Regions from separate parts of the Homo sapiens genome. Here region 2 is linked to region 1. The links are chromatin contacts, found by Hi-C or POLR2A ChIA-PET in ENCODE. All regions are on one chromosome and are shown on one strand. The core of a region is the stretch at or near the end of the contact, and the rest is flanking DNA. Distances in the headings are between cores, read along the strand shown. Region 1 overlaps ZBTB20 (zinc finger and BTB domain containing 20). Region 2 overlaps ZBTB20 (zinc finger and BTB domain containing 20).

Region 1 (2,704 bases), core at 3-2,502:
GGTAGAAAATTCTAAACATGGAGGAACCATTTCCCCTTAATGGGAGCCAGAAATCCTCTAAGTGCTTGAAATGGCATTCACAAGTCTGAATGGTAAACAGATAAAAACAGGAGCGCACCAGTTGCACAAATGACTTGCTTGTCACAAACTTGTCATTGCAGTAATCTAACATTTCTTTCACAGAGCCCGATGGAAAGTATGGAACAAACAGGCCCTGCTGACGTTTTGGCTCTGCTAAGCCTTCCTCCGAGCTAAAGCATCTGCAGCATCTTCCTGTTCTAGACCCTTTATCTGCTGAAGTTAGCTGATACTGTACATGTCAGAGAAATGTTTGACTATTGCATTAACAAGTTGATGACAAGCAAGTTATTCCTGCAACTGAAATACTGCTGCTTTTAGCAGGCTGCCATTTTGACCTTCATTTTATTATGCAGAAGAACCCTAACAGAGCAGAGCACTGGGGAGAAACCAGTGTGGTTGCCCCAGGCCCATACAAAGACCACCTGCCTAGGGATTAGGTATAGTGGTACAGGGGGCATACCAGGCAGGTCCATTAGAAGTATGGAAGGGATTCCTTGTAAAACATAAATGTGAATACATTAGACGGTTTCAAAGATTGTTCTTGCAGGGGTAAAATGAACTGCACAGAAATAGATTTCTTCCTGCATCCTCTGAACCCCACACACATGTGCACATACGGCTGTGTATGCTTTATAGAATGATATGAGATGGGAAACTTAAATGAAAATTGTATATACCAGCTCTACACATAGTTTTTGTCAATTGTTGGAGTTCCTGTCATCAGTAGCTTCCCTTAACCTCCTCCTCACTCAGCATAATATCTGGAGTTATCTAAACCTAATCAGACCCATGCTCTTGTCCCCTCAAGAGCACTGTTATCTCCATTAGCCTCCTCATAGAAAATTTAAGCAGCCCTCTCTAGGACATCACCAGTTCATTTCCAACCTCAGCTGCCAGCAGGGAGTACTCCTACACTGTGTAACTTCAGCCTCTCGCCGTTCTGTTTGAGGAAACTTCCTCCCCTCAGGGACCCACACTTGGGGTTCCTCGAGTGTGTAGTCCAGAGGGTCCCAGCCTTTAACAGGAGCCTTGCCTGTAAGAGAAGCCTTGCCTATTGCCCCCTATGGTGTTTTGCCTTTGTTGATGCCATAGGTATATCAGCACTTGGAACAACAGAGAGTTTGCCCTAAGACTTTGGCCTTTTCATAAAACTGAGCTGCTCTTATTCACCAAGGTGTCAGCTGCCTTGTATTCTTTCTAGACGCTTCAGGTCTGTTAAGGGTACACTGATAGTGTTTTGTCTGATTTAAATATTGACGCAAAAAACTTGCATTCTCGTACTTATTTTCTGGCTGGTGCCCCAGGTACTTTCATTTTCAAAAGTTCTGTGTAAAAATGATAATCATTGTCCATCCATGAGAACCACATTTCTTGCCAAAGTGGTGATGAGGCTTAACTTTCTTTTAGACTTGGCAAATTGCACACATTACTGTCTCCAGGGTGAAATGTTTTACTCCCATCCCAAATATCTCTTGATGTAATCTATACCTTAGCTTTGTGGAACAACTACCTCAGAGGACAGGTGGGAAGGGTGTGAGAAGAGAGCCTTTTTTTTTTTTTAACAGAGTTAGGGATATTGTCCCTGGAAAAAGAGGTGAAGATAGTTTGAGGCAGCATTTAAAGTTTCTGCAAAAGGAAATACGTGAATGAACAATTTGAATTGTAAATGGAATTTCATCAGCTTTTTCTTTCTAAAGTTCCTAATAGGATTTCCATAATGATTTTGTGTTTTCCTTCTTAGTAGAACTTAAATGGCAAATAAATGATACACTATTTTTGATTTAGAAAAAAATAAAAATCTTTTCTGTGGGAGCTCTCTTTTTAAATACACATTAGGGGATAGATAATGGCAAACAAAAAAAAGTCTTTCTTCCTATTCAGATGGATAGCTATCAGTGTGTGTATGTCTTTTTAATATTTATTTATTTGCTTATTTGATCATTTATTTGTCTATTTATTGTAAGGAAATTAACAAAGGAAAGAAGAAAAACACCTCATGATAAATTAATCTCATTAGATACGTAGAATTTTAGGGCTAGAAAGGAGTTTGATGATCAAGCTATGACTTTATATCACACTCACTTTAGAAATGTGAATGTATGTGAATTTTGAGACCCAAAGATGTTTAATCAGATGAACCAAGATGCGCAATAGGATTGTGGCAGAGCTCGGCCTAAAACTTTCATTTCAGGCAATACTCCCTCAGAGATTACATTACATTTTTTAAAGCTTTATTTTAAACAAAGACAGTCTCATTTTAATAATTTGCACTGATGTGCTTAAATCTAATAGAACATTTGCTATTATAGTAACTGAGACCTCACATTGGTTACACCAACTAAGGAATATACATTTCAACAGTTTGAAGACATTTCTTTCTAAGCCGTTTCTTATTTGCATAGGGTAAGGAACCTTAGTTAGTTCAATTAATTTTTATCTTTTGTAAGATTTCAAAGAAACACTTGCACCGTTCCTATTTACCTAAAAACATGTTTTTTAAATGAATCTGTTTCTTTAATAAGTATTCACTTAAGTAGGTCATACTGTAACGTTCTTGGTGATAAAAAATCTTTTATCAGGATAAAAGAAATCTTATTTTTATTCCCACTTTTAGCCATGTTTG
Region 2 (2,700 bases), core at 72-2,571, 230 kb before region 1:
TCCCTTTGTGTGTTCCCAAGGAAGTATAACCTGAGTGAGCCCAGGAATCTGTGAGAAAATAAGCTGGCAAATACTAACCTGATCCAAGTAAGTATTTGGACCTGCTTAGATCTCTGAGCTATTATTGTTTTGTATAAGATTAAGTCTAAATGACATATTCTTTACAATTGCTTAGAATAGGTTAGTCCAGCTCCAAAGTTCATAGCAACTCATTATTAACCAAAGTAATTCTAGTCCTTCTCGCTGAGTGGTTTCTCCAAACTCTATAGAGTGAGGCAAAACTATTTATCTCCCATGGGAGAATTTTGGTAACCTTATCCCTATATCCCATACACTTCCCTAGAAATTCTTAATCCCCCCCAAACCTTTAAACTTTCTAGAGATGTAGTAGGAGGGGCAGTTGAAGATTTTCTATACACATGTAACCATTATGAAAACGTTCATTCAATGGCAGTTAGACTTCCCCCCCGCCACCCCACATGCATGGATACCTGCAGCTAGGCCCCTGATTCCTGCATTACTAAGAAAAGAATTAGGCAGTGGTCATTCGCTGAAGAAATGGCATATGGCATAAGTCGTTTATGCCCACTATAGATTAAAAGGTCATAAATCATATCACAGAAGCTGGATACTTTTGGGAGTGAAAGTGGCCAAATTAAAAGTTATGTTGGGACAACTAGCACAGTTAGGAGCCCACAGTGTTTTAGCCGGGAGTGCTTCCTCCTATTATCCGTCCCCACAGTTCCATTGTATCAGTAGTTCTGCCAGGGCAGGACAAGTCATGAAAACCCACAACTTCACTGCTGAAAGGGGGTGATTCGATAATTTGATGGAGCAGAACATAGAAAAACCCCATGCCCTTAGGTGTGGTCAAAACAGTGACAATCTCAGGGGCAAACAAGCAGGGAGAATAAACATCATATGTAGCCTGAAGTTACAATTCAGAGTAGAAAAGAACTGGCAGATTGGCCAGAAATTTAGCAGGGAGAATTGGAAAAGGATACTATCATAGTGAACTTTGGTAAGCTACCACATATTCCTAGAGGTCTGAAAGGCTGCACACATACTCTGGGGAAGACCTAAGGCTTTGGACACACAGAGAGAAGATAAGAGAGAACAAATGGAAAGTAAAAATCAAAAAAACACTTGTAAACTGCCTGAACTTTGAGTGCATTCTACAACCCACACACACGTATATATCAATTAGAGGCGTTAGCATAGTGGCCCTAGGTGTTTAAGTACAACCTGTGACTGATCGTTGGCTGACCACTAAACTGTGTTAACACAGGGGAAAGTCCCAGCTCAAAAACGAAAATGGAAATTACACAAACTGAGCAGAAACATCAGCAGCGGCACAGCATGGGGAAGAGAGGCTGCACAGAGTTATGTTAGGCAAGTCCTAAATAAACAAACACAGCAATAACAGCAACAACCCTCAACAGGGAAAAGTCAGAAGCCAGAGTTGCTGTAATATGCTATATAAAATGTCAATTTTCAAGAAAAAAATGAGACATGTAATAAACAGGAGTGTGACTCATACCCAATTTAAGAAGTGGTTAAAAGAAAGTGTCTGAAGAAAAAAAAAGAAATTATATTTGGGTTGAAGTGGAGATAGCAGATGTTAAACTTAGCAAACAAAGAGTTGAAAGCACTATTATAAATATGTTCAAAATAATAGGAAATCATGTTAAATAATTAAAGTATTACTATAATTACCCTTTAAATAGAGAGTATCAATATAAACATAAGTGTTATTTTAAAAGGAACAAAAATTCTGGAGTTAAAAAATATTATAATGGAAATTAAAAAATTGCAAGAGAATCTCAACAGAATATTTAAGATGGCAGAATAAAGACACAATGAGATTGAAGATCAATTAATAGAAATGGTCTAATTTGAAGAGAAAAGAACAATGAAAAAATGAGCAGAGCTTCGGAGACCTGTGAGAGACCATCAAGCATACTAACATATGTGTAATGGTAGAGAAGAGGAGGAAAGAAAGAAAGGGCTCAAAAATATTTGAAGAAATAATAGCCAAAAACTTCCCAAATGTGATGAATAACATTAATCTACACATTTGAGAAGCACAAAAACTCCATGTTGGATAAACACAAAAAAAATCTGTACATAGACACATTATAGTCAAACTTTTGAATGAAAAAGAGAAAATTTTGACAGTAACAAGAAAAAAAAGACTGTTACATACAGGAAAACAACACTACGATTAACAGCTTACTTCTCATTAGAAACAAAGCCAGGAGGTAGAGGGATGACGTATTCAGTGTGCTGAAGGAAAAAAAGGGAAAATGTCATTTAGGAATTTTATATTTAGCAAAATTGTTCTTCAAAAATAAATATAAAATAAAGATATCCCAAATAAACAAAGACTGAGACAATTTGTTGCTAGTAGACCTGCCTTACCAGAAATACTGAAGGAAATCCTTTAAGTGGAAATGAAATGATAAAAATGTATCTAAAATTCACCTAAACAAAAGGACCTCATCACGTCATTATTTAGGTAAGTATAGACATGATATAAACATAAAACTAAATTCTGTTTGAACAGAAGGAAGGATATAACAAAGATAAGAACAGAAATCAATGAAATAGATAATGAAAATAATAGAGAAAATTAATGAAACCAAAACTTAGTTTTTTGAAAAGATCAACCAAAACTTAGTTTTTCTTTTGCTAGACTGA

Evidence for each region. Hi-C counts contacts between places; a loop is a spot of excess contacts on that map. ChIA-PET counts read pairs that join two places held with the same protein, here RNA polymerase II (POLR2A). Pooled maps may share reads with other maps.
Region 2: a loop to region 1 is called in a map with no recorded cell type, with 6 times the contacts of the local background. The contact joins two enhancer-like sites. A Hi-C loop is called at or near these places in 6 of 37 single-sample maps with no recorded cell type and 5 of 50 pooled maps. POLR2A ChIA-PET finds 5 or more read pairs at or near these places in 1 of 52 experiments (Panc1).

The regions. Positions count from the first base shown.
Region 1 is chr3:114,583,464-114,586,167 of GRCh38, reverse strand. All of the region lies in intron 6 of ZBTB20 (zinc finger and BTB domain containing 20), which reads left to right. Among named protein-coding and RNA genes, the nearest start is that of ZBTB20-AS5, 130 kb to the right of the region's middle. Within about 2 kb of position 1,252, at least 6 of the 41 ENCODE cell types and tissues checked have a DNase peak (open chromatin) inside an H3K27ac peak, as active enhancers do.
Region 2 is chr3:114,808,577-114,811,276 of GRCh38, reverse strand. The region is part of intron 4 of ZBTB20 (zinc finger and BTB domain containing 20); the gene reads left to right. Among named protein-coding and RNA genes, the nearest start is that of ZBTB20-AS3, 63 kb to the left of the region's middle. RefSeq lists an enhancer at 1,207-1,386. Within about 2 kb of position 1,321, at least 3 of the 41 ENCODE cell types and tissues checked have a DNase peak (open chromatin) inside an H3K27ac peak, as active enhancers do.